Linked DNA regions of Homo sapiens: regions 1 and 3 are each linked to region 2. Evidence: chromatin contacts called from ENCODE Hi-C or POLR2A ChIA-PET data. All regions are on one chromosome and are shown on one strand. Each heading gives the region's core, a stretch centred on a gene start or an enhancer-like site at or near the end of the contact. The rest is flanking DNA. Distances are from core to core; before and after follow the strand shown. Region 1 has its middle 85 kb from the start of LINC02532. Region 2 overlaps CRYBG1 (crystallin beta-gamma domain containing 1). Region 3 overlaps LOC105377927 (a long non-coding RNA gene).

Region 1 (4,805 bases), core at 369-2,868, 420 kb after region 2:
CTTGTGGTTTATTTCCTGGATTTTATAATTTATAGGTAAGTTATATCACCCCAAATTTACTGAGCCCAGGTCCCACTAATAACAAAAAGCTCTATATCTCCCATTAAGATATATGCAACATGCAAAAAGGCTCTTGGGCTTTTTAGCCATTATGTTTTCTGTTGCACTTGGACCTAAAACCTCAACTTCCATATTCAAGCCTGGGATGATCAAGGGGGTGGAGGGGAGTGCAGGGAGGTAGAATGAAGGGGTGCTACTGTCGGTAGACAGACTGAGATGGCAAGGAGCCTAGACAAATGAAGATAAATTGAGTCAGAAGATCTGGATTCTTGCCCAGGTCTGGCCCTTCTTAGCTCTGTGAATTGGGCAGGTCACTGAACATTGTCTACTAAGTAGGAGTTGTATTAGTTTACCATGCCTAGTTCAATAGGTTATCGTGGGTACAAAGGTGGAACAATGGATGGGAAGGTGCTTTGTAATTACTCATTCATTAGAGATGAGGGAAGAAACTGTTGGCACTTTTTATGAGGGAAGAATCTGTTGGGCCTGCATTTCCAACCATCTGCAAGACTTTGCTACATATTAACTCTGCCTATCACTATGCATAATCCTTCCCATTGGCAAGATCCTTTGAAAACCGAGGGCTGTCAGCAGAGCCACTTGATTCTGGTTATTGAGAAAAGCTTTTCCTGCCAGTTCAACCTAAGCCTGGGCCTTCCCTAGGCCCATTTTAGCACCAGGTGGCAGAAAAAAGAAAATCTGAATGTAAAACATCTTAAAGAGTCATTTTACATTTCCTGGAAGTCTCAGGGCAGGGGGCTGTAGCCCAGAAAGAGGAATTACACTCCTATAACACACAGAGAAACACTCTCAAATCCTAGCTGGAAAATCTTCTCCCCTAGGCCTGTCATGAAGACAGCTGCTTCCCTAAGTCCCTCTCATCTTCTCCCATACTCTTGCCTTCTCCACCTCTGCTCTCACTTCTTACTGAACTTTTTCATCCTAATTTGGATAATTTTCTGATGTTTTTCTCCATCCACAACCCAAGCAGCCCAGTGCAGCCCAACAGCTGAGCTTTGTTTGTGTATTAGAAGAAACTTATGGGCCAGGCTCAGTGGATAGAGCTTGTAATCACAGCACTTTGGGAGGCCAAGGCGGGCAGATCTCTTGAGGCCAGGAGTTCAAGACCAGCCTGGCCAACATGAAACTCCGTCTCTACTAAAAATACAAAAATTAGCCGAGCGTGGTGGCACATGCCTGTAATCCCAGCTACTCAGGAGGCTGAGGCAGGAGAATCGCTTGAACCCGGAAGGCAGAGGGAGGGAGCCGGCATTGTGCCACCGCAGTCCAGCCTCGGCAACTAAGGGAGACTCTGTCTCAAAAAAAAAAAAAAAAAAAAAAAAGGAGTATGAATACTTACTTTTTTTCCAGCTGCCTCTGCCCTGGACACACTTTTCCAGCTGTCTCTGCCCTGAAGCTGTGTATATGCCGGTGCATGGCCTGAGAAGAGATAAAGATCTCTCCTTTAGATCCTGGGAAGTGCATGCCAACACCGGAGAGCTGCCTGCTCTCAGGAGCTGGAGGCCCTTGGGTAGGCTGTAGGCCCCACACTGTGGCCCACTCCCTTCCTTCTCTTCTCCTAATAACCACTGCTGAACAAGTTTGAGTCCCCAGGCAGGTACGTGGCTCATAAATTGTTCAGCAAAGGGTGGCTGTTAAGATGACTAATAGTGTGCCATGAGCTGTAGGGGTATTCAAGGGAAATATGACCCAACTCTGCCTTGGAGAAGTTTAAAATCTATCAGTGTAGGTGGGTAGTGTTTCTTACATTCTAGTACTGACAGAACCTTAAATCTGGTTGAAACAAAGGTCCAGTCCTCTGCCTTTCAGCAGGAAAAAGTCTTTAATTTACATATAAAGCCTTTGAGTCTTGGGCAAGTTAAGTAATTTTTCTCAAGATCACACATTTGTCTGGGACAAGAACTACATCCTCTCTTAGCCTTCTGGCTCTCCATAAGAGACAACATTCACATGTTTTCTGTTCTTCAAAAAGTAGCAGTTGCCTTCTAAACTTATCCGGTACAAAGTTGTGAAAATTGATCTGTCTATTGTTTTGACTGCCCTTGCAATATTTGGGTCATCTCAAACTGAGGCTACCTAAAATCCCAGAGCTGTGTCTCCAAGCCAGTGATAAGCCAGATGGCAGAGGATGAAATGTTATTAGACTCCATTTATCCAGAAGAGGATAGCTATACCATTAAGAAGGAGGAGAATAAATTAGTAAGCAATGTAACTGCAACATGGCAGCAGAGGAAAGATTTTGAATGTATTAACAGCATTTTCTTTAAAAAAAAAAAAAAATGGCACTGTGAAAAGGGGAAGAAGCAGGAAATGGCCTTAAAAAATATGAGTACAAAGACATATTGATTAAGAGATATGGGTAGTTCCATCAAATAAATATAAAAGAAAAGCCAGGTCAGGTTAAGACTCTGCCACTTCAAGGAATTAGTGAAGATGAACATAACCTATCCTTCCTTTTGGTCTCTCTGGATCTCAGGCAGGCACTCTCTCTCCCATCTCTCTCTCTCTCATACACACGCACACACACACACATACACACGTGCACACAGACGAGTGGGATAAATATCGCGAATGCAGCACAGACCACCACCTTAAATCTCATAATCATTCTATTTCAAGGTTGCTCAAGTCTGACAGCTCTAACTACAACTCCAGAACTTCAGAAGGTTTATTTGAAGAGCTGTTCAAGTGCTATGAACTACAAAGGCTTCTGGGCTTTTCTATTCCTTGCCTATAAACTCAGTTGAAAACTTCTTTTCTTCTTCCCCTACCCCCCTTAGAGGGCAGTCTGTGATACCATTAGTAGTTCTAAAATGGTGAACACCAGAATGCTGTTCAATTGACCAGTAACTTAAATCCATTTAAGTTTAATGATATAAACTAAACTGCTGGACTCCTGGGTGCTAGGAAACACCACATCAGAAATATGCCATGTGGGGCCGGGCGTGGTGGCTCACGCCTGTAATCCCAGCACTTTGGGAGACCAAGGCGGGCGGCTTGCAAGGTCAGGAGACCGAGAACATCCTGGCTAACACGGTGAAACCCCGTCTCTACTAAAAACACAAAAAAATTAGCCAGGCGTGGTCGTGGGCACCAGTAGTCCTAGCTACTTGGGAGGCTGAAGCAGGAGAATGGCGTGAACCCGGGAGTCAGAGCTTGCAGTGAGCCGAGATCACGCCACTGCACTCCAGCCTGGGCAACAGAGCGACACTCCGTCTAAAAAAAAAAAAAAGAAATATGTCATGTGGTTACTTAGAAAGATTCATGTTTGTGTTGGTCATACTTTCCCTGTCTCCCCTCATGGCATCCTTCTTCCCACACTCTTTTCAGATCTTTTTGTTTTCTTTTAATTAATAGACTTACGTTTTGAGCAGTTTAAAGTTTTTCAGAAAAACTGAGTGGAAATTATGGGTTCCCATGCAACCCTCCCATGACCCCTTCCAGTTCCCTTATTGTTAACATCTTAGTGCATTAGTGTGGGACATTTGTAATCATTGATAAGGCAATAGTGAAACATTATTATTAACTAAAGTCCATAGGTCACATTAGGGTTCACTCTTAGTGTTATACATGTATGAATTTACACATACATACAATGGTGAATGGCATATATTCACCATTACAGTATTGATGTGGTTTGGATCTATGTCCCCACCCAAATCTCATGCTGAATTGTAATCCCTAATGCTGGAGGTGGAGCCTGGTGGGAGATGATTGGATCACAGGGGCCGTTTCTAATGGTTTAGCATCATCCCCCTAGTGCTGTTCTCATAATAGAGTTATCATGAGATCTGGTTGTTTAAAAGTGTGTAGGCCCTCCTCCCATTCTCTTCCTTCTGTTCTGCCAATGTGCCTGCTTCCCCTTTGCTTTCTGCCAAGATTGAAAGTTATCTGAGGCCTCTCCAGAAGTTGCTGTGCTTCCTGTACAGCAGGAATTATGAGCCAATTAAACTTCTCTTTGTAAATTACCCAGTCTCAGGTATTTCTTTATAGCAGTGCAAGAATGGACTAATCCAAGTGTCATACAGAATAGTTTCACTACCTGTGTTAGCCTGTTCTCCCACTGCTATAAAGAAATACCTGAGATTGGGTAATTTATAAAAGAAAGAGGTTTAATTGGCCCACAGTTCTGCTGGCTTTACAGGAAACATAGCAGTTTCTGCTTCTGGGGAGTCCTCAGGAAACTTACAATCCCAGTGGAAGGTAAGCAGAGAGCAGCACTTCACATGGCCAGAGAAGAAGTAAGGGCAGGGTGGAGGGTGCCACACACTTTTAAACAGCCAGATCTCGCGAGCACTCACTCGCTGTGATGAGAGCAGCACTAAGGAGGAAATCTGCCCCCATGATCCAATCACCTCCCACCAGGCCCCACCTCCAATATTGGGGATTACAATTGAGCATGAGATGTGGGTGGGGACAGAGATCCAAACCATATCATCCCACCCCAACCCCTCCCAAATCTCCTTTTCCTCTTACACTGCAAAATACAATTATGCCTTTCTAAGAGTCCCTCAAAGTTTTAACTCATTCCAGCATTAACTCCAAAGTCCACTGTCCAAAGTCTCATCTGAGACAAGGTTAGTCCTGTCTGCCCATGAGCCTGTAAAATCAAAAATAAATTAGTTATTTCTAAGATACAATGTGGGTACAGGCATTGGGTAAATACTCCTGTTCCAAAAGGGAGAAATCGGACAAAAGAAAGGGGCTATAGGCCCCATGGAAGT
Region 2 (4,395 bases), core at 1,212-3,711:
CTAGGCTAAGCATTTTACAAGTTTTACCTAATTTAATTCTCTTAACAATTTATCACTCCCATTTTGCAGATGAAGAAACTGAGGCTTAAAGAAGTAACTAGCTCAAGATCATATAGCTAATGGCCAGGCTGGTATGACTCTGAAATCTGTGTGTATACATTGCTATATTTGATCCTTTATTCAGCTGAGAAAAAATACAAATTTGAAGACAACACTGCTTCTGAAGGAAAAACCCATTCTGTAAATCCAAAATTCTAGGTTTTCCAAGGGAAATAGATTGTGGGGTTTTGTTTTATTTCTGGAGATGGGAGAGATTTACATGGCTCTATCCTCACACTGTCATTAGATGCCTCTTTGTGAGCCTGGGCTTCCAGTACCATGTACATGGGTAACCAGCAGGCACAACACTGTCAGTCAGTCACATGGTTTCTGAGGAACAATGTCTCTTCAAATCTGCAATAAAGTGACTGAACCAGGTAATCACCAGGGACTTTTTCAGGTCTAGCATTATCTGATGGTATGTGTCCGTAATCTAATACAGGGTCTAATGTTAGCAGGAAAGAGGTTGCTCAGTAAATGGTTGCTCTCTACCATTTAGCAGTTGCAGTAAAGAAACACCATGCACACTATTAGTGCCATTTGTTAGTGAATTAAGTTTTCTCCTTCCTTTGTGGCCAGAAAACTTATGCATGTTACAACCAATGCCTTAATTCAGAAGAGTGGTTCTAGTATCTGGTGTCTTAGGTTCCCTTGAGGAAATAATTCAATTCAATGCAGGTGGAAGCACTTTTTGGTAACTTTGAAATCACAACTCTGAGGCTCAGTTGAACACAGTAATAATTCTTTGGATAGACAATAGATGGCAGTACAGCATCAATTTATAACTTATAAACTATAGTTAAACCTAAACTTTTATGCTACATTTTATTATTTTGGATGTACATTACTATAAAACAAGAATTATTAAAAAACTTATTTAACTTGCCTTATATTAGGCTACACATATTTAAATGCTTAAGGAACAACTTGGTGGTGTAGACCAACATTAGGAAAACTCGAACTAGATTTATCAGGGCCACTTTCAAGGGCTTTGGAGAGGCCCTAGCACTGTCAATCTTGAGAAAGTAAGAGATTCTCTTTTCTTTTTATTAAAGAGGCCCGCCCCCTTCTTATATAAGCTTTAGGTCTCACAATTCTGGGATTTGTCTGAGAATAGCCATGCGGCTCTTTTAACTTGGGAAAGGGAAAACAGTCTTGCCGTTATTAATTTTGCTACCAACTTAATCTCCAGGGAGAGGGGCAATCTGGTTTTTTAAAGTAAGCCAAATAAAAAGGAAACATAATTGAATGAATTGGCAAATGTTCCACTTACTTCTAAGTCTGAGTAAAATCAAGTACCATACTTAACACTGAAACTTTCACTCTGGCAGTATAACATCTGTGCTAAAAAGAAAAGGGAGGTACAAAGGAGTATAATTAGCAAGTTAATAAATTATCCTCTGCTAAGACTGCAGACCAATATGATAGCATTTGGCGGTTGTTTTATGTTATTTACCCAAGAGGTTATTGTCGTTAATAAATGACCAGTTGTGACTATTCACAAAGGAAACTGTGCTTCCATTGGCACATAAATTTCTCATCAGGGAGCCAAGCTTAGCCTCTGTTATGACCACCTACACCCTACTCATCAGGAGTAAAACTAAAATTAACCCTTTGGGTACAAAAATAATAGAAAGAATGAATAAGACTCAGTATTTGATGGCACAACAGGGTGACTATAGTGATAATAATGTAATTGTACACTTAAAAATAACTAAAAGAATATAATTGGATTGTTTGTAACACAAAAGATAAATGCTTGAGGGGATGGATGCCCCATTCTTGATGATGTGATTATTACACTTTGAATGCTTGTACCTCATGTACCTCATAAATATATATATATATATATATATATATCTACTATGTACCCACAAAAATTAAAATAATAATAATGAAAACATTACCCTTTGGAAAAGAAAAGTTAACAAACTTTCCAATTGGTCTTTCCTGTTGCAAACATTTATTAAGGTTGGCTTTTAGGCTAGGGAGACTTATCTATGTGTAGTTCCAGAGGTAACCATTATTCGGAATTGAAAATATTTCTGCCCATTCGATAAGCCCCTATGTCTACTAGACCTTAATATCCTTGAGGGCAGGGAGTGGAATTGTTCACCTTTGTGTGCTTTGATATATGACATGTCATGGAAGATCTAGAAAATGCTGAAAGAATGAATGCTAGATAGTGTTACAAAGTTGCTTTAGGTCTTAGAGACCTCTTGGCACGATTTCAAGTGTATTATTTCTGTGTAATACATTGTGAAGGTTGTGTTTCAGGAGACAAACTTGTCCAGTAAGCTTGCTAGGAGTAGAAGGCCTGTGACTGACTCTAGAGAGGAAGTAGAACATGCTCCTGGGACGGCCTGAGTTTCCGGGGCTGGGCAAGAAGCTGCCCTGAAGCAGAGTTCTGTTTGCGAAGCCCACTCAGCCCACACATCCTGTGACCTTGCCTCACCTCCAACCAAGTCCTGGAGCAAACTGTGAAATCATGGCGTCCATGGCCAGGTGCACAGCAGCACTGTCTGGATCTGGGTCACGAGGAAAGGGAATTTAGCCAACACCCCATCATTCTCCTCCTCTCAAGGGGAAGCAGAGGTTATTGGGTATACCACACACACTCAGCAGTTCCTGTTTTAGAATGATGGTGAAGCAAGGGCCGTCCCTGGAACTGTCTGTGATAGTCCTCACCTCCTCTAGCCACTGAAAAACTAAGCCTTCCCCCAGGGCCATGTGTACCCTCCCATCTGGGAGATCATGACCCCAAGTATAGAGAACTGACTCTTGGATAGCACACTGTGTCGACTTAGTTTATCCCCCAAATCAGGAGAGCAGGCAGGTTCACAGGGTTCAACACGCTACAAGGCCCAAATTATGAAAGTTCCTACTCTGGTAGCTCAAATTCCATCTTAAATATGTGTCATCTCTACCTCTCCCAAAGTGTAGCAAGTGTGGGGAACATATTTCAAGACAAAGCTAGGGAGAGGATAGAATGCACATCGACATCCATTTCTACCCTCTCCCTTCTCCTTTTTTCCTAATTGAACCTCAGCTTCTTCAGGTGTCTAATTTCTGCACAGTAGTGTCCTTCAGGTCTCAGCCTCAAAGGGTTGGGTCCAGTGATCGGTTTAGTGCAGGTATGAAAAGAAGCCTGCTAGGTGGCTTCTAGAGGAGATTTCCCCCACTTCTAAGCAAGTTACACAGGAAGGAATTATCATACCTCTATGTGACAGCTAGAAATGTAGCAGTGACTAAATTCAGTAGCAAAGGAATACACTAGTTAAACCAACTCAGTCTACCCCTTTTGTTTTATATGTGATAATATATTTTGTTTTTTATCAGGCTTCTGTGAGTTGGACTGTTATTTCCAGGCAAAAGGATCCTATGTTTTAAGCAGGGATTGTATCACAAGCAAAATACATAGAAAAGGCTACACTTGCCAGCTTTTAATTATGTAATACGTAAGTATCTAGGAAGAAGAGATAGGTCTTTTTTGGAGTGCCCGTCTCCGACAATACAAAGCTTAGGAAGCACAGGTAGATTGCTTTTATCTCTCTTGTCACTTGGAGTCAGTCAATGGGCACATATGTTTTTCCAAAAAGGAAAACTATTAAGGGGAGCAGACTGCCTAACATTTGTGGTTGACTTTTCACAATGTGTAAGTCTAATCTATGGCCACACCACCCTAAATGCACCTGATCTTGTCTGATGTCAGAAGCTAAGCAGGGTCGGGCCTGGTTAGTACTTGAATGGCTGACAATGTGTAAGTCCACAGCAGTTGGAATAAGCTTTCAAGTCCTAGGAGTCTTCTCTTGTTTGCTACTTCTTTGGCATATTTGTGAGCAGAAGGACAAGGTGAACACTAACTTAGGGTACTGGAACAATTAATAAAAATAGGTCTTGATGTAAGACACATTCATGGTAAGACGATGACAGCATTTCAACTTTAAGGTATTTTTCAGTTGTTACTTAAATTCTCCTGAGCTATATGTGTTTCTCTTTCCCTTCAAAAATACTGTATTTAAATTCCTAAGAAGATATTAGCCTCACAGGTAGAAATGTATTTTTATATGTGTTTATATATGGCATAATATATTGTCTTTACTGTACACAAGTATTACTTTCATAGTATGAAACTAAAGGAAAAACAAAAAGAAATATATTGCTGCTAATGTACCTTTACATTTTATATAATGCAAACAATAGTGACTTTTTAAAAAAGTATGTACAGGGGCCAGGCACAGTGGCTCACGCCTGTAATCCCGGCACTTTGGGAGGCTGAGGCAGGTGGCTCACTTA
Region 3 (4,413 bases), core at 1,644-4,143, 270 kb after region 2:
AGGCGTGAGCCACCATGCCCACCCCAGCTTACTTTTTCTGTAATTTATTTTTAGTGTTTTTTTCTCTCTTTCCTTTATATTAGCTTGCCTGAACAAATTATTCTTTCCTGGTTGCATTCTGACACATACTCCTCTACCAGCATTTGAAAACAAGACACTATTATCCTCACCAATACTCATCTTTTACCCCACTGAGATGCTTCTGCTTCCTCCTGATCCCTTCACTCTAACAAGATGAGAGCTTTAGGATCATTTTACTTTCTCTCTCCTCCCCTCATTAGCCCCTTAGAATCTTATTTCTCCCTCTCCTTCCACCCACCAAAAGTTGCTATTTTCTCATTTAAGCTCCTATCCCCACCCCTCCCCGACTCAGACACTCCTCTCCAAGCTTTAGCTTGCTGGGAGTGTGTTCTGCTTTTCTAACTGATTCTCCTCTCTCTCTGGCTGCTGGCCCTTTTTAAAATGGGTTGTTATTTTTTTCTGTGGGCTCATAGGTCTCAGGGTTTGGTGGCTTGTGTGTTCTAAGTGGCGGGAGCCCCATGGGTGGCAGAAGGTCCCCACAGACTGAATTGTAGAAGCCGCCAGCCCCCTGCTAATCACCTGTAGGAAACTCCCCAAACTTCTCACACTGCCCCAGCTTCCAGGTAGAGGACTCAGTCTCCCATTCAGCTCCTCCTTGGCCCCTTCAGCTAGGAAAACCCAGCACAGTCACACTAGGCTTGTGTTGACATTAGCCCTGACAGCCCCTCTCCACTCAGGATTGACTGTCTTCCCTTGTTCACCTTTGACATTATTCTCTAGGCACCTGCCCAGCCCACTGGAAGAAGGAAGCTTACAATTCTGTATGCTTGGAACCCACCAAAGCCTGAGGCCTCACTGGCACCCAGCCATCCACAGGAGTTAGCAGCTGTTTGAGTCCAGAAGGAAGAACTTTTGGAGTCGGAGGTGGGAAAGATAGAAATTGCATCCAAATTATCACATTCCCAGAACCCTCTTTTGGCCCTGTAAGTTATTCCCATAGCCATTGATCATGCAATAGCCTGGATGAAAAGAGTAGAGCTGGAATGAATAGCTACAGTCCTGGTTAACAACAGCTTGAATACAAGCTCATTCCACTCCCAAGTTTCAGGCTGGCCTATCTGGGAGACAAATGCCAACTACTGTGGTCCTACACATTTTTACCACCACTGCATGCAGAGATAAGAGAGAGTTACTGCACTTTCATTATGAAAAAAAGCAACCAAAATGGCTTGGAGTAAAAATGTAAATTTTTCCTAACCCTGCTTTATCTGATGAGATATCCACCTGCAGTGAGGAATCACTGCCAGTTTCCCCTCAGAAGGTGTAAAGATCAGGCTAGTTCTGGGAAGGAAGATTGAGTGAGCATATTATTAACCTAAATGGAATTAGATTTCCGTTTCAATAAAGATTCCCATTAAGGCTGCAAGCAATACAGCGACAGCAGTGCAGCCATAACCACCCACTGCCTGTAGGAAGATGTGCTTGAATTACACCTGGCTGTGCACCCCATTATCACTTCACAAAAGGTAGTAACTTGAGGTGGACCTCTGTGGTCACCGTGTCCTTCTGCTGATGCCACAAAGGAATCCTAGCTTGGATGCAATCAATAATCCAAACATACATTACTCATGTATCAGCATATGACAAGAGGATGACAGTGGTTAATCAGCTAATTATGACATGCTCTTTTCATCCCATAGTGTATGACTTATTGAATATTCTTGTATTTTTATGTTTAGTTGCAATGGAAAGGGTATGGCAACTATATTTTATTCAAACTGTGTCCATCAAGAAGGGCAAATCCGTATGTATGTGTGATTTTGTTTTTGTTTTTGTTTTTTTTGAGACAGAGTTTCGCTCCTCTTGCCCAGGCTGGAGTGCAATTGCGCGATCTTGGGTCACTGCAACCTTCGCCTCCCAGATACAAGCGATTCTCCTGCCTCAGCCTCCTGAGTAGCTGGGATTATAGGCGTGCACCACCATGCCTGGCTAATTTTTTTGTATTTTTAGTAGAGACGGGATTTCACCGTGTTGGCCAGGCTGGTCTCAAACTCCTGACCTCAGATGATCCACCCGACTAGGCCTCCCAGAGTGTTGGGATTACAGGGGTGAGCCACCACAACCAGCGAAATCCATGTTTTTATATCCCTGGGGGAGGCATTGCCAGGGCCTGCCATACTGGGGTAAGCAGCTACTCCAGAGTCTTTGTCCTGTTTACCTATTTCAAGTCTAATGAAAATGTCAATTCTCTTTTAAAAGACTTAGGAAAGACGTCACACACTGGCATCCTGTGAGCTGCTGCAGCCCTCAGATTTGTTTTGTATGAGCAGCAGGTTTTTTCATTGTGTTTTTGTTTTTGTTTTTTTCAATGAATTCACTGCCAGTCTTCAAAACTCTGCCCTCAGATTTGTTTTGTATGAGCAGCAGGTTTTCTCATTTTGTGTGTGTGTGTGTGTGTGTGTGTGTGTGTGTGTGTGTGTGTGTTTAATGAATTCAGAGTCTCTAAAAAAAACTAAGAAAATCTAACAGAAAAGTCTGGACTTCTAGTTTTTCTTGGAAAAAAAGATTGTCTGGCTATCCTGGGCCCAAATTCCCTCATGCTGACAAGTGGCAAGACTGAACAGCAACTGTTTCTGCGCTCCCGCTGGCCCCAGGGGAGGGCCGCTTTTTAATTTTACACCCAGCAGCTTCTTTCCCTTTTATCACCTGGCTACCTGCTGACTTGAGAGTACCATAAGGTAGAAACAGTCACCAGAAGACCACAGTTCCAGTCCCCACTGCACTGGGAAACCCTGGGCACCTACCATCACAATTTTAAGCCCTTCTTGCATATGAGGAGACTGGAGCCAGGGTGGTGAAGTGGCTTGCCCGAAGGCATTAGCCCAGTGTTCTTTCCAATGCACCAGTGATGAGCAACCTAAATGCAGACAAAAGTGCTTCTGTTGCTCAGAGAAAAGGTAGGGCACCGGGAGCTGAAGGCGCAGGGAGGAGGGTGCGGTGCAGGATGACTGCCTCACTTGCCAGATGTGTCTAAAAGAAGAATCCCCATTCTCTTCCTGTTTCCTCTATAGACAAATAATGTTCACCACTCCACTTCCTTGTTCCTTCACACCTGCTACTTTGGATTCAGACGAGAAGTTCCAAGAATCCCTGAGTCCACAGCATGACTCTGGTTTGCAGAACCTCTGTCCAGACCAGCCAGATCAGAATACAAAGGAAAGTGACACATCCTGGATCTCAACCCACTTCGATGGGAAGTCTTCCTGATAAATTTAGAGATAACCTAAAGCCCTTGGGGACTTCCTCTTGATTTGAATCTGCTGAACACCTGCCGCACCCCCACCGCACCCCCCCCCCCCGCCCCCCGCCACCGCAGATGAAAACATCAACTCTGCAGAATTAATGGATATGGGAATCACCTGGGGACCTCTCATTAAATTGCAAATTATGATTCAGAGGGTCTGGGGAGGGACAGAGACTCTGCATTTCTAACAAGCTCTCCGGTGGTGCCCACGCATCACCGGGGCCGGAGAACCTTCCATCATTCCAGCAATGCTCACCATCACTGCCATTCTTGCTCTTCTTTCTGGGGCCGTTGCCCATTTTCTCCATGGTATCCTTCTTTTTTCCTATTCTTTTCCTCTTTTAATCCTTTTTTTCTTCCCAGCCAACTCACTATTCCTATATCCCTGCTAACCCTCAATGCTCCTTCACTCAAAGATGAAGAAACTCCTGCCCTTTCTTCCTCCAGACATTCATCTCCCTCCCTCCCTCCTCTCCTCAGCTTTGTAGTGCCAGGAAAAGAAAGATCACCATTTACTGACAATTTTGTGTGAAGCACTGTCCCAAGTGCATTACCCATATTACTTAACTCTCACAACAACCCTGCAAAGTACACATTATTTCTGCCATTTTAGACATGAGAAAATTGGGACTTGGGGTGGTTAAAGAAATCTTGTCCTCAACCAGGAAGTAGTGATCTGAGATTAGAATTTAGATCTGTCTGAGGCCAAAGTCTACAACTTCTATACTGCACCATGCTCATATAAGGTGAACAATCTAGAAGGCAGCTGGTAGGAGTGGCTTCAGTAAAAAGGAATGGAATACCACGAGCTTCACCCCATTTATGCATCCTGAACCCTTCACTCCACTTTTGTTAAGTACATGCCCTATGAGACGGTTTGACATACCAATAATGAGAGCTGTTTCAAGAATGCCCAGATTAGCTAGGATGGTTGGGACCTAAATAGCACAGTAGTAATATTAAAGCCCAAAGTTGCCAATATGCTCAATTTTCAATGTAACCTTTTATTATAAATTAAGACCCATAACTGTACACACAGAGTCTGTTACCAAAAAAGAAATTCCTTCCATTGGCCAATTATTCAACCA

Evidence for each region. A loop is a pair of places that touch in the nucleus more often than their neighbours do. ChIA-PET counts read pairs that join two places held with the same protein, here RNA polymerase II (POLR2A). Pooled maps may share reads with other maps.
Region 1: a loop to region 2 is called in a map of mammary epithelial cell, with 7 times the contacts of the local background. The contact joins two enhancer-like sites. A Hi-C loop is called at or near these places in 1 of 168 maps with a recorded cell type or tissue (mammary epithelial cell), 1 of 37 single-sample maps with no recorded cell type and 1 of 50 pooled maps. POLR2A ChIA-PET finds 5 or more read pairs at or near these places in 1 of 52 experiments (activated naive CD4-positive, alpha-beta T cell).
Region 3: a loop to region 2 is called in a map with no recorded cell type, with 1.8 times the contacts of the local background. The contact joins two enhancer-like sites. A Hi-C loop is called at or near these places in 3 of 37 single-sample maps with no recorded cell type and 3 of 50 pooled maps.

The regions. Positions count from the first base shown.
Region 1 is chr6:106,870,638-106,875,442 of GRCh38, forward strand. No RefSeq gene overlaps it. Among named protein-coding and RNA genes, the nearest start is that of LINC02532, 85 kb to the left of the region's middle. Within about 2 kb of position 1,619, at least 4 of the 41 ENCODE cell types and tissues checked have a DNase peak (open chromatin) inside an H3K27ac peak, as active enhancers do.
Region 2 is chr6:106,445,615-106,450,009 of GRCh38, forward strand. All of the region lies in intron 1 of CRYBG1 (crystallin beta-gamma domain containing 1), which reads left to right. It also overlaps the pseudogene RNA5SP211. Among named protein-coding and RNA genes, the nearest start is that of CRYBG1, 87 kb to the left of the region's middle. RefSeq lists an enhancer at 2,256-2,757. Within about 2 kb of position 2,462, at least 8 of the 41 ENCODE cell types and tissues checked have a DNase peak (open chromatin) inside an H3K27ac peak, as active enhancers do.
Region 3 is chr6:106,713,143-106,717,555 of GRCh38, forward strand. It overlaps LOC105377927 (a long non-coding RNA gene), which reads left to right. Exons shown (of 4, transcript XR_942841.3): 3 at 802-945; 4 at 3,093-3,370. LINC02532 (long intergenic non-protein coding RNA 2532) reads right to left here. Exons shown (of 7, transcript NR_033557.2): 7 at 4,310-4,413. Among named protein-coding and RNA genes, the nearest start is that of LINC02526, 20 kb to the left of the region's middle. Within about 2 kb of position 2,894, at least 4 of the 41 ENCODE cell types and tissues checked have a DNase peak (open chromatin) inside an H3K27ac peak, as active enhancers do.